3 separate regions of the Mus musculus genome follow, and all the other regions are linked to region 1. The links are chromatin loops, found by intact Hi-C in ENCODE. Cell type or tissue: left cerebral cortex. All regions are shown on one strand.

Region 1 (8,000 bases):
AAAGGTTGGTCCAGGCCTTGAGACTGCCTCATCTGAAAGCCTGCTGGTACCCACCCCCCACTCCACCCCTGGGCTCTCTTGCCTGCTACTCTCCTTTCTGTTCTCAGGCACTGTGGCTCATTGGATGCTGAGTCTACTTTACCCAAAGACCTCTGCATCAGTCTTGAAATCTGAAAAGCTTTCCTCCCAAGACAGCTGGAGGGACTGCCCTCTTGCTGTGTTCACATCTCCACTTGAAAGTTCCTTCAGTTAAGAGACTTATCTGACCCAGTCATCTAACCTAAGAGCAGCACCAACACCATCACTCCTGTGTTTGCTACACACACACACACACACACACACACTGACTGGCTATTGTACCATACGACCCAATGACATAGCATAGAGTTTGGCTCCTTGTCTCTCTGTCCCCATCCCAGTCTGACCATGAAGATGGTTCCACATAACTTCAACAACTGCTGAACAAACCCACATTCTCATCTCAGAGCCACCGTTCTCCCCAGTGTCACCTGCGCAGCCTAGCCTTACCATCTGGCGTTGAAAGAATAAGTGTCGGCCATAGTTCCAGGAGCTCAGCTCAGTGGAGACTGAACTCCTTGCAGCAGAGCTCCCTCAGGCAGCTTGGCTCCTCCTGGCTTTGGATTTGGTAGTCTTGTTCTTAGCCTCCCACTTCTTTCTGTGTTGACAGATTGCCCTGCTGTGCCTCCTTCAATTCTGCCTCCTGCTTTGCCTTAAGAAAAACCACCATCTTGTCTTAACACCATCACCCCCTACCGAGTGCTTTCCTCGGTCCTTCGCTCTGTGCGAAGGACCGAGGAAAGCTTTACCATTTAAAAACCATATCATGCTTAGAAAAAAGTTTGTTTTCAGGGTCAAACCCACAGGTAACTGTGGAGGGAGAAGAAAAGTTTGTTCAAAATGGTTGAATGTTCCAGGCATCGGACTGAAATTGACCTCTACTCGGGTTACTGGCAGCAACACACAGGGAGAAAATCTCGCATCTGTTTCCCATTGTACACGCCTAAAGGGCACAACCCAGAGACAGGCCTGCAAGCAGGACGAAGGTGCTGAGGCTGCTTGCAGCCTGACCTCCATGGCGGTCCAGGGCGTGGCTTAGCATTACTATTTCATGGCTATTTCTGAGTGTGGCTTCTGGAGTTTAATCCAAAAAACTTACTTCTAACTGCTGAAAATTAAAATAGAACAACTAACAACTCCCTTTTTGTCTCCTTCAACCTCCCAAAACGCAAAGATTTTGTCTTCTTCACAGCCATAGAAGATAAGATTACAGAACCTCTGCAAATGAGTTTTTATTTTTTTAATGTATTTTCCCTCTCTAGGCAGGTTGACTAAAGAAGAGCACCTATTAGCTATTGTTGAAACGCTCTGACTCTAGAAAGGAGAGGGATAAGATCAGTTGGTAACAATAACTCCCTGCTTACCTCCCTTACGTCAGTGTCCCAGCTGTTCTATACAACCTAGCAGACACAGCCTGCTTGCTAAAATATGCCTATAAACATTCTCATTGGTTCTCTATGAACCTGGTTATAAAGGTTCTCCAGCCTGGCTCATATAAGAAAACATTTATTGATGCTATTAAAATGCATAAAGCTTAGCCCAGCATGGTAGTGCACGCCTTTAATCCCAGCACTCAGGTGACAGAGGCAGGTGGATCTCTGAGTTCCAGGCCAGCCTGGTCTACAGAGTGAGTTCCAGGAGTCTACTCATAGAAACTGTCTCGAAAAATCAAATTAGTAAGTTAATTAATACAATTTTAAAAATGCATAAAACTTTTAACCAATACATGTTTTAAAGTATGAGAACCACCCTAAGAACTACCCATGGCTGTAAGAAACTATCTAGCAATGCAGGCCAGAATTGGCATTATGTCCTTGCCGGGAATTTGGGTAGAACTTGCCACGGACAGCGTTTGTTTCAAAGGGGACAAGACAGGAAAATAAGACCCAGAGCTCCGGTCTTTGCCTCACCTGAAACCAGAATCGGGTACCCAGGAAAGTGGGACAGCAGTTAGAAAAAACTAGCGTAGGCACTGTCACCCTACACGGGGCTCTTGCTTAGTTTTCCACCCAGACATTTACTAAGTCCTCAAGTGCGGGCGGCTGGAGCAACACTTTGGATGGTATCACAAGACTCCCAGAGCGATGCTTCCTGGCTTCCTCGGCATATGCCAATGCCCATTTTACAGGGGGATTTATGATCCTTCTCTCAGTAGAGCCAGCCAAAGTTTTATAATCTTCATTAAAAGCCAGCACCACGTGTAATAATATGAAACGCTGCCCTACACAGGGTAGGGGAGCAAGTTATAGGTGCTTAGGGAAACATGGCAGTTTCCTGGCCTTGGCAAAGGGTGAGGTTGCAGGCACCAGCACAGCAACTAACACAACCTTACTTTATTGCAAATGTACCTTCAACCTAAGTCCTAATTACTTTCTTTAAATTTTCAACTACCTGACACCAAGCCTATGGTGGCTTAAAGGGGCAACAGCAACCTGACAGCATTCAGAGGGGCAAGCAAGTGACAGCTGTGGAAACTCAGTGGAAGTTGAGGTTAAGGAGATGGAAAGAAACTCTAAGATCTTTTAGACTGGGAAATATATAGCTCTTGGTGGCTGGAGGTCCCCCTCCATTGGGTAGGCCTTTAAAGAACTCTTCTTGGGTAGGGAGCTGCTCTTCTCAAGGCCCACTTCCCATAAAAGGGGGCCTGATTCAGCTTTCCAGGGTTCATGGCTCATCTTGTCCAGCTCCTTCAGGGAAGCTGTAGTCGGCCGCGGAATGTCAGGTTCCAGGTCGGCTTTCCCTTTGATGAAGTGCCCATGGCTCTGGCGACCTCCCCACGTGCCACACTGGCCTTCGCAGCTCTCCCAACCCCACTAGCCCCACAAGCCCTGACTTTCAAGGCCCGGGCAAAGAGAGGCGGAGCTAGGAAGTCATCCGGGCGGGGAAGACAGGGCTCTTCGGGCCGCGCGGCCCGCACAAAGCCTGGAGCCCGGCGTCCGCGGCGGCGAGAGGCGCGCCCCCTCCCCGAGCCAGCCGGCGAAGCGCGCGCCCGCCAGCCGGAGCCGGAGCCCCGAGAGCGCCATTCGCCGAGAAGCTTACGCCAGTCACCCGGCGTACCGCGCCCCAGCGGCCGGGGAGGTGCGCTGCCCCGCTCCCGTAAAGTTATTGTGAATGGGGAGCGGGTGACGTCAGCGCCGAATGTCAACAATGTAGCGATTGAGAGTGTGGGCGTTCCGGGAGAGCGCGAGCCGCGCGGCGCAGCCAGCAGCCCCGCCGCCGCCGCCTCAGCAGCCAGCCCCGCGGCCGCGCACCGGGCTGCGGTCGCCCCTGCGCCCCGCTTCGCCCGCCGCCCCTCCCTCGCGGCCCGCGTCCCCCCTCTCCCCCGTCGCCCCCGCCGCGCGCGCCGCTCCCCTCCCCCTTCCCGGACTCGGGGGGCTGCGAGCGAGCGAGCTGCCATGTGATGCGCATCCCCTCCGCCTGCTCTCAGTGACCCCAGGACCGCCCACCACGCCGGCGGCCGGGAGGGGGCTGCGGGCTGGGAAGACGCGGGCAGGACCGGCGCAGGGGGACGAAAGTTCCCGGGAAGGTGAGTGCCCGACCGGGCCGCGGGGCCGAGGCGACGCAGCGGGGCAAGTTTGCACGGGGAGCGGGCGAGCGGGGCAGCGGGCGGCGTGGGGCCGCGGCGGGCAGCGAGTCCGGAGGGCGAACGGCCGCTCCCCGCCCACGGCCGCCTTATGGCATTTTCTAGGAACGGGAAAGGGGTGGGAGCCGAGCGGAGGACGCGGCGGCGGGGCGCGCTCTCCCGCCTGCCTGTTTACGGCGGGCGAGGCGGCATTGTATTTTGCTCGCGTCGCCGGGTGTTTTGGAACAGCAGGGGGAGGAGGAGCCGAGGGTAATAAGTCAGTCGTGGGGCGGGAGGGCGGGTGGGGAGAGCAGCGCCGCCGGAGCCGCAGCAGCTGTCAGACCCATGGCCCTGCCTCCGGCCCCAGCCCGCGCTCCGGCCATTCCGGGTGGCCTGGTCCCTCCCTGCCCACCGCACCCCCGCGCGCGGCCGTTCCGCGAAGACCGCGGCTCTGTGGCCCTGCGGCTCTGTGGCTGTGCGCTCAGCTGTCAGCCGCCGCAGGGTGGCTCGGATGACCGCGCCGGGCGCTAGAAAGAGGCAGCCCCGGTCCTCGGGCGCAGACGTGCCCAGGGGAGCTCAGGGCTTCCAAGAGGGGACACCTTGTAACCGCCTTCTCCCCAAGGCCCTAGAACACACATCCACACCTGTGTGCAAGTCTCTCAATCCCCAGGGCTCCACCCAAGAGTCGAGTTTAAGGAAGGGACAACTCGCTGCACCTCCCCGCACCGCGGCCCTCGCAGTTCACCCACCCACCGGGTGTTCAGGAGCGAGCGGCACCGAGAGGGCGGCGGGCGGCGCTCATGGACTACCCCAGGTGCCCGCGAGAGAGGACTTGATTCAGCATCTGGGCTGGGCGAGGATTTGCGGAACTTAGAGGAAGCCCGCAGGGCGGCGCGTGTCTGAAGAGCCGCACATCCCAGGCCCCCGGGGTCGTGGGCACATTGAATCTCCCCAGCCTCCTCTTGTATTCATGCAAGTTTGGCAACTTGGGCGAAGTTCCTGCCAGGCTGTGGTCCGGGTGGTTTTGTGTGTGACCCAACAAGATGCTCCTCGCATTCCGCGGGTCCAGCCACTGCTGTCGCTGCCTCCTGGAACGAGAGGGGCTGGAGCGTCCCACCCCAGAGACCCAACTGCGACTTGCAGCGGGCTTGTGGGCGGCCAGGCGACGCGTTCCTGGATTTTCACCTTCGCTGTCTAGTGTCATAGTCTCTCACTCTGTTAATTTCATCTGCTGAGTGTATTTAACTAAAAAGGGTAATTACTTTAGATAAAAATGCTTCCTAGCCTAGTGGGAACCTTGGCGGAGATACTGCCTAATGAGATCTTTTTTTTTCTTTTTTCTTTTTGCTTTTGTCTGTTTAAGAGTAAAATTAGAGATGTTAACTCTGATAACGGTTTTCTCAGATCATTAAAATGTATCATGTAGGAAATTGTGCCGCTAAAGCTCAGGCTGACTAGAAAAGCTAAGCTTGAACTGCCTTATGCCCCTCCTCTTGAAGAGATGGCTATTTCTGCAAGGCAGCGGGCGACTTGCTTAAAATGTGAGGTCATCCCATCCTGAGCCTCTAACAGCTTGCCAGTGGTCGGCCCTTTTCATTCTTGCAGGTAATAAACGTGGTGGAAAAAAAAAAGACATCTTGTTAGAATTAGTCTTGCCAATTCACAGTGTTGCAGCCAAACTGTTCCAGTGAACGTTCTGTCAGTGTCTCTATTGTAATTCAGTTTTCCAGGCGCTTATAATCACCACAAAACTTTGTATGGCTTCTCCTGTTCTGTACTTTAAAACTATTGATCACCCACTTTGGCACTAATTGCTATGTTTGAAACCCAAAGTCATTCAAATGAAGGTGGGTAGGGTCCAGAAACGAGATCTGCCACCATAAAATAGTTTGGTTAATATTTACATTTTGTATTTTAAAGGGCTTCAGGTTTGCCACATGGTAATCTAAATGTTTGAATAAATTCTTTGACTATCAAGGGGGTTGGAATGTCAGTTCGTACAGATCTGTTTTCCTCCTCAGGTGTATGATGTCTAAGTGTCCTAGCTAGATTGTAAGCACCCCTGGTAGGTAGTTCTTAGTGCTTTGTGTGTTGTGTGTCAGAATCTGCCACCGAGCAAGAGTGAGGCAGAAAGAGTCGGAGGGAATCAAATAGCCCCTAATTTACTTTCAGTGCTACCGGTGTCTGGGAGGCTGCCTGGGAGGCTGCGGTGTATTCTCTTTCCATTGAATTATGCCCTTTGACTCAGAATCTTCAGGCAATTCCCTTCCAGCCACTCACCTCTGGCTGCTGTGTGAGGGGCTTAATTATTTGCAAACTGCCTTGAAATCCCAGGATGAAAGGCACCGAATAAGTGCAAAGTATTGTTATTCAGATATGGAATTTAATGATCCATTACAGTTCATCAGGAAAATGCACTTTGCCGTGATGGGAGGAAATGTTTCCACCTGATGGAGGGTAATAATAAGTGCTTAAAAGTAGGTTCAGATTACAGATGAGACAATTAACTCGAGCCATGTGCTCTTCAATTTGTTGCAATTCATTTTGTGATCAAAGTGAGTTACAGGGTGCCAGATGGTCAGGTTCACGTTCAAATCTCTCTCAAGCCAGCCCTGCACTTCTGTGCCCATGGTCAGCCCAGCCAATGGGATGCAGTAATTCATTAGTGACTGGGAACTCTATTCCTCTGAATCTGTGATGCAGCCTCCTTCGATGCCAACAGAAGGGCCCAGGCCAATCAGTTTTGCTGGGAGCAGTTTGATTTCACTTGGATTAGCTCTTGCTTAGCATCTCTGGTATGGATCCAGTCTTAACAAGGAAGAAAGAGACCCTTGGTCTCTCAAGCGACACTGCTCTTGGTTTTAAACCTCCATCGGATTTCAGAGACTTAGTTTCTGGTTTGCTTCAAAGGCTGGCCTGACTGTTGAATGAGTGAGCCAGTGCTTAGGTAAATTAGCACCTTGCTGATTCTCTGGGGGCACGGGGGGGGGGGGCGGGATGTAGGATCATGGGATGGAGTGAAGAACAGCCTCCGAGGCCAGGACCGGGCATCTGCACACTGCTCTGCCCTCTCTTGCTCAGATAGCACACACCTGCTTTAAAATTATGTCTTTGCCTCTTCAAGATCTTAAATCATAAACAAAGAAAGGGGCCTCATTTCCACTTTCCACCACATCCCTCAAACTGTGCATCTGGTCCCGATGAGGAGAGGGCATAGTATAGGAGGGTGGGGGGCAGCCACTTCTAAGCCCTTGTCTGCTGTTGCCAGGCAGGGTGAGTGTGAATGCAGGCTTTGTGCTGCCAGGTCCCTTGCCTGATCCGGGTTGTCCTGTGAAATCCCCTCTAGAGCGTTGGTGAGAATGTCTGTAGGAACTTGGGCTGGATCAGAAATGGCTCAGTGGATAAAGGCACTAGGGAGCCAAGTCTGACTAGCCTGAGCACTTGAGTTTGGGGAGTACCAATTTCTGAAAGTTGCGCTCTCTCTCTCTCTCTCTCTCTCTCTCTCTCTCTCTCTCTCTCTCTCTCTCTCGGTAAGTTAAATAAACAAACATCATTTTTAAAGCTGCAGGTGGCCTATACTGAGTACTACTTAGTATACTAAAACATCTTGTTGTTTAATATTTTCAGACTTAATAATCTATTATTCTCTGAAGTCTGACACATAGTGGATAATTTGTAGGCCTCTACCGGAGGAGTTGTACAGTGGTCAAGAAACCAGAAAGGCTTAAGAACAATGGAGGTCCAAATTAACATCTTGTTCAGGAATCACTACCTTTCTTTTTAAAATAGAAACTTCAGTCTAGAAGGTTAAGTACTTAGTTCCATGGGCACAGTGTTACGCTGCAGGTAGCTAACCCATTGTTTGTGAACTATCCAGCTTCTTTGCGTTGTTGCTGACCAAAGTAGAGTAACTTCCTGTTTAGTGCCTGAAGACTGCCATATATGCTTGCACTTGGGGACACTTGGTTAAAACAGTAGGTTTGATTTATTGATTGTTCATGCTCTGCTAGAGAGTACGAAGTTCTTCACCTCCATGTGTCTCACTGACTCATAGAACAACCTGTGAGGTAGGTGCTCTGCTGGTTCTTGAGAACTGGCAAGTTGCGATTTGAACCTTTGAATGTCTGCTCCTAGAGCGTTCAGCCTGCTGCTTGTGGCCCGGCACTGTGCTATGAGGGTCTCTGAATGCAGTTCAACACAAAACCGTAACTTTTACTTAAAACCTTAGGGACATTATTATTATTTTTTTTTAGAACTCCATTGTGAGGTTCTCAACAGTGTATAGTGTCATGGAATGTCAAAAGGTTGGATTAGCTCGGGGCTCGTTTTCCCGGTCTGAAATACACAATCCTGCCCCAAG
Region 2 (8,000 bases), 170 kb after region 1:
CTAGTTCTTCTACAGATTTTAATCTGGAGTTCACAGATGCATAGAGGACCCCTAATAGACTTGAAAAGGTCCTTGAACCTTTGATTACCACATGGAGCAGTTTTGTGTGTGTTAATTTTTTTCCAAGGAAGGAGTCATCAGGTTGTAAAAGGACCTTTGATAGGAGAAATGTTAAAACATTATTTAGAGTGCCAGGCTAATTTTCTGGCCGTGTGATACATTGCACTAAGTGGTCTGGCACTCCCAAGTCTTGGACTAAAAATGAATTCTTAGTGCATGATCTCACTGCCTGCAGGGCAGTTTGATTCTGCCCTGGCATTTGATGGGACTTGTTAGAGGATTCGGAAAGGCAGGATGTTGGTACGTTTGAGGCCATTAAACCAAGAAGGAAGAAAAATATATTGTGGAGTTGAATTAAATGCTGAATGGCTAAGGACATTTTTTATGGTCTTTGTCAACACTCGGAAGGAAACCCTGCTTAGAAACAAGTGAGTGACAAACCAGCTCCGTCTAGATGCAGCATGTTGGGTAAACAAGTCGTCTTTCCAAGAAACGCCGCTTCAGTCATGCTTTGATAGTGGAGACCGGGAGGGCTGGGATGCTTGTGTCTGTGATTATAACTAGTATATGACCTAGAAAAGCATCCAAAGGTCCTTTTCCATATGGAGACCAGAGTTCCTACAGCTCTGGTGTCAAATGTGGAAAACAAATGAAGGGTGTGTCCTGGAGGCCCTGATCTATAGGAGAGATTCTATATAAAATGAGGCACAGCCCTCAAAGTGCCTCTCTCTCCAGGCCCTTGCTTTAAGTCTTATTTTTGGTCTTGATCATTAATTCCCATTACAGTAGATGGACAGTGGTGATGGTTGCTCAACCAGAAATGTACTTAATGACCACTAAACTGTTTATCTAAAATGATGAAAATGGCCAATTATAAACTCTGGATACTTTATTATGACAAAAACATAGGATAATACAGAGTGGCGACGGTCCACTTATCTTATGTGAGAAGATTTCTGTGCAGGAGAACTAAGCGTTCAGAATCTTGTCAGTGGCCAGTCTCACCCAGAGAGATCCTGAGGGCCCTGCCAGCCAGGGAAGAAGAGAAAAAGGACAGGCCAATTTCTGTGTCAGTAGGAATAATGAGCCAGGTGAGAAATCACAGATGATAAATAAAGTAGAGACGAGGATGGGTAGATTGATGTGAGATGTAAGGTGAAGATAGAACTGACAGCCTGTACTGAGGGCCTAGCCAGCAGTGAGGAGCAAAGATGGTTCGTGGTTTTTTCTGCTGGAGCAGTTGGGTCCACGGTAGCATCTTCTGTTGACATGCTGCCTCATGCCTCTCTTACCTGCCGCTCGCCTCACTTGTCTTTAAGGGCTCTCGGCATGACTTCCTGTAGCCTTTCCTTGCTTTAGCTGCCATCCTTGTGTGGCCCCACAGGGTCAGCTCAGAAACTTGTGAGTGTGGGATCCGGATGCTCAACTGTGTTGCCTGGATGGCACGAAGCAAGCCAGTCTGCAGATGAGACTGAGAGGCTGTGTGGCTCTCAAGAAAGGGTCAGAACTGTGCAGGATCTCTGTTGGCTTCTAGAAGAAAGATAGCAGAGGTCTTAGAAGACTGCAAATCTTAGGAGGAGGCAGAAAGATCTCTACAACTTGACCAAGTACTGAAGCTAGGAGGAAGAGTTAAGGCATTGTTGATGACCATCCAAGATCCAAGAAGAAACATTCTTCATGAAGTTGACAGAAGCCCCTAAGAGGTATGCCTGCTTGCAGCCCACAGTGAACTTGATGTCTGGCTGTGTGATATAGTATCCTTGAAGTCACGTGGGCACTAATACCCCGATGCCATTTGAGAACCGACTCTGCGGATGTTTTCTGGGTGGGCGTTGCCAGGGCTGATGATCCTCTCTAGAGGCTGGATTTCAGGATGAGATTGCTATTATGGGTTTTCCCTGTGATACTCAGCAACCATGGACCATATGCTTACAGTTACTCCTCGAGGGAACTCTGACAAGATGATGATACTGCTTTTTCAAAAGAAACTACAACAGAAGGGGAAGTGGGGGGACACACCTCTAAGTTGTAATGTGCTTCACAACGCATGAGCACTAACAAACTAAGCAGTCGGCTTGTGTACAAACTGCCATGGCATCTGCTGCTTTGCCACCTTGCTTTGCTGTTTTACTGAGTACACAGAAAAAGTGAACACCATTTTTTTGAGGAGGGGAACGTACTCTCTGACTGGTAGTGAATATCAGTGTTGTGTAGGAAAGAGGTGGCTGCTTCCTTGGGTGAGCCTGGGTAGTCCCTTTGTCCAGCGGTGTGCCCTTAGGTAAGGCACTTTGAGTGTCCGAGCCAAGGTTCTTTTATCCTCCAAGTGGGCTAATAACACTGAAAATCCCTAGCTCAGTCCCTAATAGAAGTTTTCAGTAAAGGAAAATCACGGTAGTAATACAGACGCTGTACCCACAGACTGGTGTCTGTTAGTTACAGAGTCAATGAAAGTCTAGGAATTAGTTCAGATTAGCTAGTTTTCACTCATTTGTTTTTGGTTACTTCTCCTTTTCTTATAACTCTTTTTTCCAAATCGCTTGGTGACAAATAGTTCAGGTTGCAACCTCTTTTAGGATAGGATAGATAACATCTGAATTTTGCTATATCTGGGAACATAAACACCGTCCTTGGTTGTTAGACAGAGTGAATTCAGGCTCAGGAAGAGAAGGACCGATGGTCTGAGCACTGTATCCCAGAAACTGCATTCCAGCTACAGTTCCACAGACAGAACAACTAGGTCCCTGCACCTGAAACATGTAAATGGCATCTCCCTAGGGTATGTGCCTGTTCGTGTGCACCTGTGTGTGTGCTGGTGGTTGTCTGTGTTGTATGTGTCTCTCTCTGTCTCTGTGTGTGTGTTCAATCTTAATTCACTTTCTCCATCTTATTGAAGTGCCTTTATCTCTTCCCCCTTTTTGCTCTGTGATAGCACAGGGCACATTTCCTTGTGTTGCTTTCCCAGGGCAGTAGAAGACACAAGAGCCCCAAGATTTGCAACCCAAACATCTCCAATCCACATCATAAGTGGATGTCTAAATTCTGTCTGAAAGATAATTTTTAAATTCATATTTATAGATTCCAAAATTTAATGCCAAGTGAACCCATTACTTGTTAAAGCTTTTCTGGCCACAAAATCGTGTCCACATTTAGTCCTTCTTGGTATGAGTAAGGACTTTAGAACCACTGTCAGTAAATCTATAGCTAATATTTTGGCAGAACATTTGAACTTGATCTTGCTTAGTAGCAAATAATCTCTAAATGTTTTTATTTTTGGAATTGAACTTTTTGTTTTCCGATCACTGTCCATTCTCTAGGCACTCAATCCAGAAGTGGGGAATGCCCCTGTGTAAATGGGGATTCGTCTCAGTATTAGCCCTAAAAACCAGTAAGCTGGTTTTGGACAGAAGTGGTAGCCTGAACCTAGAAAACTCACCTTGACCTCTCTGTGCAGCATCTCTGCTGAGAAAACTGTTGCTGATTTGTAGAGAGCATCCACCACTTCAGGAGATAACATTGATAAAGGAGAGAGAAGGAGAAACTTTTAATCCCACAGCCAAGGGGTGCCACCGTGCATGGTTGTTAGCGTGCATTCAGGCTCAGCACAGACATGGACCGATGCTCTGAATACTTTATTTTCTATCCTTTGTGTTACCCCACATCCTGGGAAGGTGGGAAGGAGCAATTAGGGAAGGAATTTAATCTCAGGAAGACACCAGAGAATCAGTGCTGGGAGTGAGAGGAGCCCTGAGCTACCTCTCTGTCTTGAAGAAGTGATTCTGCTCGTATGAGATCTATGTGTGGGTGAAAATGCCTCCACCTGCCGTCTCCTGGGGGAAGTAGCTCATCACATCCTCTTAAGCCCACTAAGACCAGCTCAGCTAGGAGTTAAGCTGTCGGGGATAAAGAACGCAATCAGCCTTGCCTATACAACTTTCCAGAAAACCCAATCGTTTCGCAGCTAATTGGTACAAATGTTCCCTTGCCCGCTGTTTACAGCTGGAGACCCTCTTGAACATTTTTATGTAATTAAACACCATTTACTCTTCCTACCTTAAAAATGCAGGTCCTGCCGACTCTTTCTTTTAAGTAAATTTAAGATTACGCAAGAGGGAATTATAGACAGATAATTTCCCACATTTGCAGTACACTACTTTATTTGGAAATGAATGAATAGAAACCACTCACACGTCTACTTCTGCAGTTCCCCCTGCTTCTCTTAACAGTAACTATGAAGAAAGGAAAAGGCGGTGTTGTCATGCTTGGTGTAGCTGTACCACAGCACATCACCCACTGTTTCCTGAGAACTGTCCACTGAGCCACTCTGTGTGTGGAGTCTTTGGAAATCAATCTTGTTAGAAAATGCAGTCGAGGCAGGAAGCGTCCAGCACTCCCGTATTCACCGTTGTTTCTAAGAGGCCAGGAGTTCAGAGCGCTTACTGGCTGAATGGGGGTGATATGTGCTATCCTGTGGGCCACTGGGCCTGGAAGACCTCCAAAAGAGCAGTGTCCTATGGTTGTGTTGTCCGCTATCCATGTTTAGCTATTTAAATTTGACTTAACTTAAAATCAATTGCTCATTCTTAGCAGGTAGACTCTAGGTACTGGGTCGCCACACTGAGGCTGCTGTGCTGTGCTGTGCTGTGCTGTGAATGCTGAGGTCCCCATTATCATAGAAACCTAAATTAGTGGCCCCAAGATTTTTAAGAGCATCCCTTGTGACTATAGCATATAGTTAACACAAAAATCCTATTTACCAACCTGCTTGAGACTAGTGGTCAAATAGCAATCAGATTGCTAGCAAGACACCATGCAGCAGTATGAATTTGTTTGACTATACCAGTTGGTGAAATAATGAAGCACCAGAGTTAACAGAGGCTCGGTGCTCTAAGCTCTTCACTATCTGCTGAGGCTATTTCCCTAAGGTTCTCGGGCCCTTCTTCAGTCATCGTAAAGTGAGGAAGCCAATGACCTGGAGGGTCACAACACTGCAGGCCAGATTGGTGGCTGGTGCTCTAGGTGTCATGGTGCCTTGACTTTGAGAAGGGGACACTTTCTAAGGGTCATTCTGTAGGCTCACATACCACTGTCATGGCCATGACCCAAATGACAGAACTATCAGCTTCAACAAGACCTCAGACATCATCATCTCATGACCCAAGAGAGTCACTCAGCTAGTTTGTGACCAACTGAGAAATACAACACTTAGTCTGGTATTTATTTATTCACTCATCTATTGGCTACCTCTTTCTGTGTCTACTGTAAAATGGGGATTATTAACCTTAATGCCTGGCAACATTGTTAATAAAAAGCAAGATGTTTCTCAACCTTAAATGTATGTCTTATAATTTGAAAAATCCCCCCAAAATCCCCACATATTCACATATATTCATATACATATTTTTTCCACCTCATTTAATCCTAAGAAGAACCTGTGTGAAGAGTTAGGCTCAGAGGCAGAGCACCTGTCCCACATAAGGAAGCCACTGTGACACAGAGGGCTGTGTCTCTCCGGACTTAGGAACAATAATCTCTTGTAAATGTACGGCAATACAAGCATGTGGCATTGCTAGCTTTGGGCCTGTGGCATTTTGCAGTTCAGGAGTTAGCGATGTTGGAAGTTATGGCTTTGCTCGAGTGGTGCATTTTTTCTTTTTTACACTTTGATAATCTGCCAGTTGCACAGACTTTGGTTCGGCATGGGCGGCTTTGAAGTATATTTTTAAAATGAGAGAATCCAGATTTGTAATTAGCTTTGCAAATGCTAGTTGTACAGTTTCAGCATCCGAGGAGCTCCTGCTAATGTCCCTGTTCCTAGTGGCAGCTCTGTGTGATTTTTTTTTTATTCCCTCTCCGTCCCCCAAGCAATTAGGAGAAACAAAGTCTGCTCTCTGAGGATCACTTCCTCACCTCTTCATTTGTATAAACTATGAGCTTGGTGACCTCACCGAATTAACGATATACCTGATTGCAACAAAGGACAAACCTTTATAAGCCACTCTACCCTCTTAGGCTCCTAATTCAGGACAAGGTTCCCTGAATTATTATGAAGTCACAGTGAACAAATAATCTTCTTGATACATCTTTGTTCTTTTGGGTTTTTTGGGTTTTTTTTTTTTTTTTTTTTTTTTTTTTTGGTCATTGTGATGGGACAACCCAGACTTTTATGTAAGATTGCTGGAAGAGATGAATTTTAGTTCACTCTCAAAATAAAATCAAAAGTGCTCACACCCTGTCTCCTCATATCTTAGCTATGTTATTGTGTGTGCTGGACTCAGAAGTTGAGTTTATAGATAAGAATAGAGTTGTTCCGTTCCAGGAACACTGGGAGCAGGAGAGATGGTCCTCCCCAGGGAGGAGCACAAGTCCCAAACAGACATCCCTGAAAGCATACATACAGGTACCATTAGACGGACAGAATGGGTTATATTTAGGGATGTGTATGTATGTGTGTATGTATATACATACACATGTACACATGGAATAGCATTTAGTGAAAAAAGAGACCATGAATTTGAGGATTTTGGAGGGGTATGCGGAAGGCTTTGGAGGAAGGAAAAAGAAGGAAGAAATGTAGTTATAATATCCAAAAATCTTTAAATAATTTTTTAGAGAACAAAAGAAGAACCGTGGTTCTGCATCCAAAGTACCCAGGTTCAGTTCCCAGCACCTACTTGGAGGCTCCCAACTGTCTATAACTCCAGTCTCAGGGGATCTGACACCATCTTTTGGCTTACGCAGGCACTATATACAGGAGGGCTGCATGCACATGGTGCATTGTTATACATTCAAGCAAACACTCATACACATAAAGTAAAAATATATAAAATCTCAAAAAAAAAACCCTAAAGAAAAACTTGTGAGGACATGCTTGAAGCTCACATCACCAACGTGGTCGCTTGTTAGCTTTCTAGAGACCCAAGAAATGGTCAGAAACTCAGGCAGCCTGACACTCAGGTGACCCTCCGTGTGTCGCTTGCAGTGACAATGAAGGAAAACAACTGATAAGTCCTCATTTGAGAAAAACAATTGAAGTGTTTCTATGAAATATTATAATACTACAGGGATTCAAAAGTGTGTTTTCATTAACTGTAGCAACATTGCGACATGTTCTCTCTTATGTAACTCATATTTAATTTCATATTTAATAATTAAATAAAAACCCTCTATGTTTGTGTACCAAAAGAATACTGGTCCACAATCCAATTTTAAATCCAACACCTTTCAGGGTGTGGAGTGTGTGTGCGTGTGCGTGCATGTGCACATGTGTTCATGTGCATGCATGTACATGTGTGTATCCAACCCCAGAAGTTACACTGAATGGGCAGTGAGCTTCAACAACAAAATATCCTTAGTCATTTATTGGTCAAAGTTACCACTGTTCATTATTTTTTTTCCTTTACTCTTTACCTGTTTTTATGTGCTCTACAACAAACATTAACTCATTATCAGAGAAGAGGAAATAAATATGTCTAATCTTATGAATGAAAATTTTATCTGAGGACTTAAGGTTAGGTTAAAGCCAACAAGAAGCTTGTCTGACTTGAAAATAAACACTTTGGAGGCATAGATGTCAGCCAGAATTCACAAGTTAATCTAGAACCTCTTTTAGTTAAGACCACCACTTCGGCCTCCATACTGGGGCGTTTGAATTTGATGAAGAACGCCTTCTGAGATGCAGCCGGAGAGATCGGGGTGACTGGATCATAGCCACATCCAAGCTGTGGGGGTTCAAGTGAACACCTGATAAGGGAAGCTTGTCTGCAGGGAACGCCTGCAGAGGAGGTCTTCTGCCCGAATAGAGCCTAGATATTGGTACCTAGGGGGGATTGTCTTACTCTGGCCTTGTAGTTCGTTGAAGAGAAACACTAGAACCACTGTGGAGTACTGTGTTGTTCTCAAAGTTGAGTAGAGTTTGTGAGGCAGCAGGCAGGAGATTCACG
Region 3 (8,000 bases), 160 kb before region 1:
TTTTTTTTTTTTTTTTTTTTTTTTTTGGTTTTTCGAGACAGGGTTTCTCTGTGTAGCCCTGGCTGGTCCTGGAACTCACTTTGTAGACCAGGCTGGCCTCGAACTCAGAAATCCGCCTGCCTCTGCCTCCCAAGTGCTGGGATTAAAGGCGTGCGCCACCACGCCCAGCTTCTTGGTATGTTTTTAAAAAGCTAAAAATATATTGACCACATGCTTCAGCTATTCCACTTCTGGACATATACCCAAAGGATTCCATGTCTAACTATAGAGATACTTGCACATCATAGTCCTTGCTACTCTATTCATAATATCTAGGAAGTGATATCAGCCTAGATATCCACCAACTAATGGATAGATGATGGACATGTGATACATATACATAATAGAATTTTATTCAGTTGTAAAGAAAAATGAAACCAGGAAATTTACAGGAAAATGGATGGTGTTAGAAAATACACTTCTGAGGTAGCCCAGGACCAGAAAGACAAACACTAAATGTTCTCTCTCATATGTGGATCTTAGTCTCAGACTTTTAGATTTGTATGTTTAATTTTGGGGTGTCTATAGGGGTCAAGAAGTTACAAAAGGCAAATGATAACAGGGAGGAGAGAGGCCTTAGTGAGAGAAGGGATAATAGAACATATGTGGTACAAAAGTAAGGGAGGAATTCTGGGAGTTAAAGGTTTCTGCAGGGATGAAAGCAGGTTATCAAAGGAGAGAATAGGGTGAAAAACTGTATAAAAACACCTATGGGAAACAAGGCATTTGCATGGAAGTACCCTGCCTCTGGTAGACAATGCTCTCCCCAGAAGACATCGATCATTAAATGAAATTCTTAGTGACTGGTGTGTGATACCTCTGTATGAATTACTAGTCAGAGAAGCCCAAAGGTCCACAAAACATCACATGTTGGTTTGTTCTTAGTGGTCCACCAAAATAAGATTGTTGAAGACCCCATACACTTTGGTTGAGAACAGAGAGAGATTAAGGTGGAACAGATCTGAAAAATGTCTCCCTGGTGGCTTTTATAATGTCAAAAGGTGTATTGAGGCTGCTGGGGAGGAAAAGTCATTGATGGACTTACTCAGTGCCAATGAGCATTACCATATTGATCTGCTGTGTAAGATAGGTCCATGCATCCGATAGTGACATAAATGTTATGGTGGTAAACAACCACTTTATGACTGGATTTGAGACCTGCTCCACAGGAGGGAACTGGTACTGTAAACCTGGTCAATACTCAAGGCTGGGGAGGACTGCCTTTCTAGGGGAATCTTATACTGATGTTTTCCTATCAGGACATGTTGTTAAGCTGCCTTCTAAATACTTAGGATTAATGCTACTCTCAACCTTAGTCAGGGACATTTCTTTCCACTGTGGGTAGCAGTCAATGTGCTGAGAATAAGTGTTGAGTGTTCAGCCTTGTATTGGTTCCAGCAAGGTGCAGGGGATGCAGTAGAAGAGAAGGTGACAAGAATACAATCCTAGCAGATGAGGAGAAGCACTGTGAAGAGCTGTCTTCTGGACATGGTAGAGCCCTCCTGCCTTCAGAGAAGCTGTGGTTAGTTGCAGATGATCAAGTCAATCAATAATACCAGCATGGGTAAGGAGGGGCTTGTGGGACGCCAGCCCTAACTAAGATGCTACAGGCAATGGATGGGTACTGGGGACCAGAGAAAAGAGAACATGAAGACAGGAGGTATAATATTGGGGAGTCCAAGGCAAGTCTCAGGGGGAAATAGGAGAGCAGATATGAATAAGACACTATTGTATTTGTGTATGGATTTGTCAAAAAATATTTAAAAATATAAATACATGAAAAGAGGAGTTGCAAAAAAAAATCAGATCTTCATGGAGGATGGGGAGAAACTAGAGGCCTCTTACTGCTTGTAAGTAAAACTTTTAAAAATGTTAAACTTTGGGCTGGAAAGATGTCTCAGCAGTTAAGAGCACTGAGTGCTCTTCTGGAGGTCCTGAGTTCAATTCCCAGCAACCACATGGTGGCTCACAACCATCTATAATGGGAGCTGATGCCCTCTTCTGGTGTGCCTGAAGACAGCTACAGTGCACTCATATACTTAAAATAAATATTTTTAAAAATGTTTTTATTACATTTATTTACTATGTGTGTGTGTGTGTGTTTATAAACACGTGCTTAGCATAAGTATGAGACCAGGGACCATCCGACATGATTAGACCATTTCCACCACGTGAGGTCTGGACACCGAACTCAGGCTATCAGGCTGGGCGGCAAGTGCCTTACCTGCTGAGTCCTCTGTTGGCCTGCTGAAAAGGGAAACATACATACCCACGTTTCAGAAACTATAACTCTAGGTGCGTACCCCAAAGGAGAGAAAAACTTCAGTATACAGAGATTTTTGTAATGATGATCATGGGAGCATTTCTCATAATTCTTTTAAACCAGAAAAAAAAAAAGCCCTCTTCTGATGAATGTGTAGTGCTATATGTTGGTACAACGGAATATTATTCAGTTTTAAAGAAATGAGCTGAGGCATGATACAATATGGATGGATCTCCAACACGATACAAGGGAAAGTAAGGCAGACACAAAAGACCACAGGTTCTGTGGTGTCTTTCAGTTGAGGGTCTATCTATGAAAAGTTAATGAGCAAGTTCCAAAGCAGATTAGTCTTTGCCTAGGGCTGGAAGAAATGACTGAATGGACAAAGGGGATTTTCTGATGAGGTGTATTTATTCTATAAATATATATTATGAAGGGGCTCCATAAAGTCAGTCCCAAACAGACTAAAATATATAGTTGTAGTGAATATTAAGGTATATAAATTATACCTTTAAAAAGGGTGCTTAAAAACCAATAGACTCTCTCAAAAATGGCAATGGTATTTAAATGAGTGATTCAATAAATTGAGAAATATTTCAAAGTGTCGAGGGTGGTGCTCAAGGAAGACTTGTTATCGTGGAATGCCCTCTGTGTTTGACGCTACTAAGAGACCTGTGGTCAGCCATCTCACAGTTGGCTGTCACACTCAACTTAACCTCAGCCTCTCAGCTGCTTCAGATTCTCTCAGTTAAAAAAAAAAAAAGACGTATTTATTTTTATTTCATGTCTATGAATGTTTTGCCTGTGTGTATGTATTTGTTCCATATGCATGTCCAGGGTCCATGGAGGTCAGAAAAGGGCATTGTGACCCCTGGAACTGGAGCTATGGGTGGTTGTGAGTCACCGTGGGGGTTCTGGGAATGGAGTCTCCTGCTCCGCCAAAGCAGTAAGTGCTCTTAACCCTGAGCTCCAGTCCCTGATTTAATCACCACGGGACTATTCCTCTTGGGGCTGGGATTATTTTTTCCTTAGCTCTCTCTTAGCAGTCAGAAAGGACGGTCCATTCTTCCCTCTGACTCATCTGCTTTCTTTTCCACGTGGCAGGAGAAGAAAAGAGTTTTCAGTCACATCTTATGTCTCTGTGTCAGCAATTCAATTGTTCCCTTAGCAACCGTCCTTTTACTGCTGGCTTTCCCAGCTACAGATGCAGCAGTGCTCTCAAAGAGCTTAGATCACAAAACAGCTTGGGCCATCAGCGCCGCCGTGCCAGAAGCTGCTTTCTAAAAAGGCCAGTGTCTTTCAAGAGCAAATTATTTTTAAAACAATATTCAAGCCGAACATAGCATTTTTAGGCAAAGGCGACTATGGGGACACCACCAAGGAGAGATGCCTTTGAGGCGGGCTTCACCAAGGGAGGGTGCGCAGCCACCAGCCACGCTCACTGTTCATCTCCTTTCCCCGCGGACATTATGGGTCACAGGGGAAATCAGGAGAAGAGGGGAGGGGGCTGGCACAATGCAAAGCTGGCGATTCTTCTGCACACGGAGGGACTGAAGCATTATCTGTGCATGTGAAGCATAGATTTACCATTTTCTCGTCTCGTTGTTCACAGGAGCACTCTGCCCTTGACAGAACAGTCATCCTCCGGTACTTGGGGAGAATTGATTCTGGGAGGCCCTTCTCCTAAATATCAAGATGTGTGGATGCGCGCATCGTTTTCTTATGTTTACAGGGAACCTGTGCAAACCACCTGTCTAATTTAGTCAACTCCAGGTCACAGGCAATGCCTTAAACAACGTCCCATATTGTTTAGGGAACACTGACCTGAAAAAGCTTGCCCTGTGTTCCAGGAATTCACATCTCTTTAGTTTTCCAAATATTTCCCACCTGCAGCTGCTTGCCCACGGATGCGGGGCGCAACGTTCTCTTTAGATCGGAGGCATAGTTCCCTGTAGTATTTCACAATGGAACTTTTCCAAGAGCTGGCGTGAGGAGAAGAGAGGCCCTATAAACATCACCAGTAAGCACCAGGGTTTTGGAGTGAGAAAAGTGGAGCAGGAGCAGGGGAGATTGGTAACCCGCGGATAGGGTAAACAGAGGCAAGTGTTGACCTAGTGGAAAGAAATCTGGGAATACACCCAGGCATCAACTCAGCTCAGAACCCCACTTCTAGACCCACATAAAGAGAAGTCTGATGGATTCGGCTCTTCTCCCCTGGAGCCAGTCACTTGCTACTAGGACAGGATCGGGATAGAGAAAATTAGCGCAACTGCTCCGAGCCCAGCCCTGCCAGGTGGACTGGGAAGACCCAGGCCAGTCCCATGGAAGAGGCTGAGAAGATCTCTGCCTCCAGGAGTGCTTTGGCCACTAGGACCCCTACACACACACACACACACACACACACACACACACACACACACACACACACACACACACACACATCAGGCCAGGTTTGTAGGAAGGCATGCTGCTAATTCCTGCTGCTAGTGCACATGAGAGAAGACAGCAATGGAACTATTTTTCTTTGAAAGAAACAGAAATAGAAATGAGATTAGGCCAGCAGAATGGCTCAGGTCATGGAACCTGACAACCTGAGAAGGAATTTGCCTCCTACCCACTGGGCCAGTTCTGCGGCTGGTGGAAACAGAAGCCATGATGGGTAGGGATCATGCTGACGGTATCAGGCAGAGAGGGAGGGAGCAAAGGCAAGGTCATAGTCACTGGTCATGGCTAGGAGAAGAATCTGTATGCCTTTGGGGCTCTCTGGAGTCCTTTGATGGGGACTGTCAAAGACATCTAAGCCTGGTGAATAAACAAATAGGCTCTCAGAAAGTCCGTCCCAGTCTGTCTGTGCCAATATAAAGGAACCAGACGCTATAGGGTACTTCTCAGCAGACAGGGAAGGCTGAGTCCCTTGGTCACGTTTGATCATCAGCTTTCTCTTGCAAGCAACTAATGAGTAATCACAAGCAACCCCAAGTGTCTGCAGGAGGGAAAACCAGGGAAATGTTTCCTGATTTGCCTTTGAGTCTCAAGAGAAACCCAGCGCCGCCGACTAGCCTGCAGATTGTGCTATAATTACCTGCATTTCTCTTTCATGGTTTGCAATAGATCCTTCAGAGACGGCCTCGCCCACGCTCGCCTCTGAGTGTAAGGACCACACAGCAGGGACCTCAAAAGCATCTTGGAGAATCCCAAGGCCACGAGAGGCTGGTCTGTAAAGATAGAGGATCTTGGCTTTGTAAACACAGTAGAAACATGCGCCTGTGGGTTTTCTGGAGCTGGAGGTGGGGGTCAGGGGTGGCAGGTGGGAAGACTCACAGATACAGGTGTTTCACCTAAGGAGCTGCCAGAGGGTCTTTCTCGACACATATCCCAAGGACCTGACTTCAACACGCTTATGGTAGGCCCACGTACCTGCCCATGGTGGACCAAAAAGCTGCAGCAAGGTCACATGGTACACACTCCATCATCTTGGAAAAAAAACATAATTTATGCTTATTGAGCAAAGTTTTCTCTCCGCTCCAAGACTGCCTAGACGTGAAACGAAACTCTCCAGTGTTTCTAACTGACCTAGTAACATTTTAATGTGTTTCCATTTTTTTAGAAGAATCTGATTTTTTTTATTACATCTATTTATACTGTGCATGTGTATATTCACATGTGTGGAGGTCAGAGGACATGAGTGAGTGGCTGCTGTCCTTCTGCGTGGATTCTGAGGATGAAACTCAAGGAATCAGACTTGGCAGCCTCAGCCCCCAATATTTATAAAGAACACTTTGCCAGGTTTGGGCTTCCTCCTGGCTGAATTTTGCCATTGTAAAATCTATTCCAATAAAGAGGCAAAAGAATCGCAGCCCTTTCTCTTTAAACCATGTGCCTTGTACTTCCCAGAGACCTTTCTGAGCTCCCAGGAGGACAGTAGCAAAAGGGAGGCTGTAAGCAGTGCATCCATCCTGAAATAAACGTGCAGCAGGCAATGCAGGGAGCCCAGTGCAGCCAGGGCAGGGGCAAGAGCCAGGGGCGCCCTGACTCCAGTCCCGACATCACCGGGGAGATGGTGCTGGCACCAAATGACATTTTTTCCCTCTTCTGAATGATTTCAAAGGGTTGTAAGGAATCTGTCATACAAAAAGAACGTATAGAAACGTTATGAAAACAATATCCACTTGCTCTCCCAAGGCCATTTTTTTTTTTGCATGTGTGTGTGACAGGAGTATGGGTAGGTAGTTGTGTTCCAATGTGTGTGGCCGCACATGGTAATATCAGGTGTCTTCCTTGATTGCTTTCTTGCCTATTGAAACAGGGTTTGTCAGTGGACCTGTTTCTTGTCTCTCTACGAAGCTTGCTTTAGGATGTATCTTGTCTCTGGCCCGCTTCCAACTATTAGAAACACAAGTGACCACCACAGTTACCCATCTTTTACCTGGGTGCTGGGTACCTGAACTCTGGGCCTTACGCTTGGACAGGAAGCGCTGTCCCCTCTGAATCATTATCCTAGCCCGTTAAGACTATTTTATAGGTGGATGCTGGCTCTGGCCCTGGGAACAGACAGGCTCTAGAGCTATATAGCTTGAGTTTGACTCGGACCTCTTACACTTCTTAGTACATAGCCTACAAGTGCCCCAAGCTTTAGCTTCTTTAGGGACAGTGATTTTTCACTTTACTGGAGGATTAGTGTAACTGTTTTGGAGAAAAGTCACCTAACACAATGCTGCTTGGTTTAGAATAAGAGGCCAGTTACGGTATTCATAGTTTCTGTTGTCACTTAACAAAAATGTGTCAGTAAAAGGAATAAGAAAACAAGAATGATTTGGAGGGGTGTATTTAAATACTCTGCTAAGTGCCAGAGAAGCAAATTCATAGGTTAGGCATAGATATCAACATAATATAGTCATCAGTGTTGGCTGGCTAGCTCTCTGTTCCCTTCCTGTTCGCTTGAGTCATTTACCAACCTCAGTGGCACCAGTGGGTTGTGTAAGGCAGAGAGATGTGCACAGGGCTCTTTGCTGGTGATGATGTAGCTAAACCACGATTTGTCCCTTTCATCTGCCTTGAACCGTGTAAGGGGTTGACACAGATGTACTGTAGCCATGAAAGAAATTAACTGCTGTAGCTACGGCGTCAGGAGATACTAACAAACGGAGATACGTCTCAGGTTCTTCCTGCATACTGAGCCGCTGTGCTAGGCCAGGCTGCCTGCATTCGGGTTACTACCTAAGATGTGTTTTTAGTTTACTGCTAAAATCGTCATCCATCTGAGGGGGAGAGCTCTGTGGAAAGTTTCAGAAATGCTCTTCTCACAGAGAAGCAAAAAATGGAGTCACTTTGCCTCCTGTCTCAGGAGCACACGTGTGTGTGTGTGTTCGTGTCCCCACGAGAGTACGTAATGTGCATGGTATTCACGTGGTAGCTTATGAGAGGTGAGAGGTTTGCTTCACACTGAGTTCTCGACCATTCGGGTACACACAGATATCACAACCTCCAGAGCTCCAGCCTTGGGGTCTCTGACTTCCTAATCTCCAGTGAGGTCAACACATCACACAAGCCGCCATAGCCCCTGTGAGCCTCATGGACCACTCGAAGCCATCCTCACCAGAGATCCATGCTCAGCAAAGCCTGTCTGCTAGGTAACTGGCTACTCTAAAAACACACGCTGGAAGGATACAAAGTCATTACGGGCAGTTTGGCCTTGTAT

Evidence for each region. Hi-C counts contacts between places; a loop is a spot of excess contacts. Peaks named below come from ENCODE experiments on the same cell type or tissue, not always from the same donor. Only the 100,000 strongest peaks of a DNase experiment are listed, where the experiment ranks them.
Region 2: a loop joins it to region 1, with 2.6 times the contacts of the local background. A loop is called at or near these places in 7 of 42 quality-filtered maps.
Region 3: a loop joins it to region 1, with 2.4 times the contacts of the local background. A loop is called at or near these places in 3 of 42 quality-filtered maps.

The regions. Positions count from the first base shown.
Region 1 is chr4:32,235,486-32,243,485 of GRCm38, forward strand. It overlaps a transcript of Bach2 not described here. Among named protein-coding and RNA genes, the nearest start is that of n-TGccc3, 9.2 kb to the left of the region's middle. In left cerebral cortex, CTCF peaks have their summits at 3,163 and 4,451; DNase peaks (open chromatin) are centred at 655, 3,176, 3,548, 3,839 and 3 more places; H3K4me3 peaks cover 2,774 bases; H3K27ac peaks cover 2,722 bases.
Region 2 is chr4:32,409,387-32,417,386 of GRCm38, forward strand. It overlaps a transcript of Bach2 not described here. Among named protein-coding and RNA genes, the nearest start is that of Bach2, 4.0 kb to the right of the region's middle. In left cerebral cortex, CTCF peaks have their summits at 3,899 and 5,877; DNase peaks (open chromatin) are centred at 3,894, 4,343 and 5,755.
Region 3 is chr4:32,071,337-32,079,336 of GRCm38, forward strand. No RefSeq gene overlaps it. Among named protein-coding and RNA genes, the nearest start is that of Gm52717, 86 kb to the right of the region's middle. In left cerebral cortex, no CTCF peak of the experiment used is centred here; DNase peaks (open chromatin) are centred at 3,494, 4,125, 5,334, 7,310 and 1 more place; H3K4me3 peaks cover 832 bases; H3K27ac peaks cover 1,070 bases.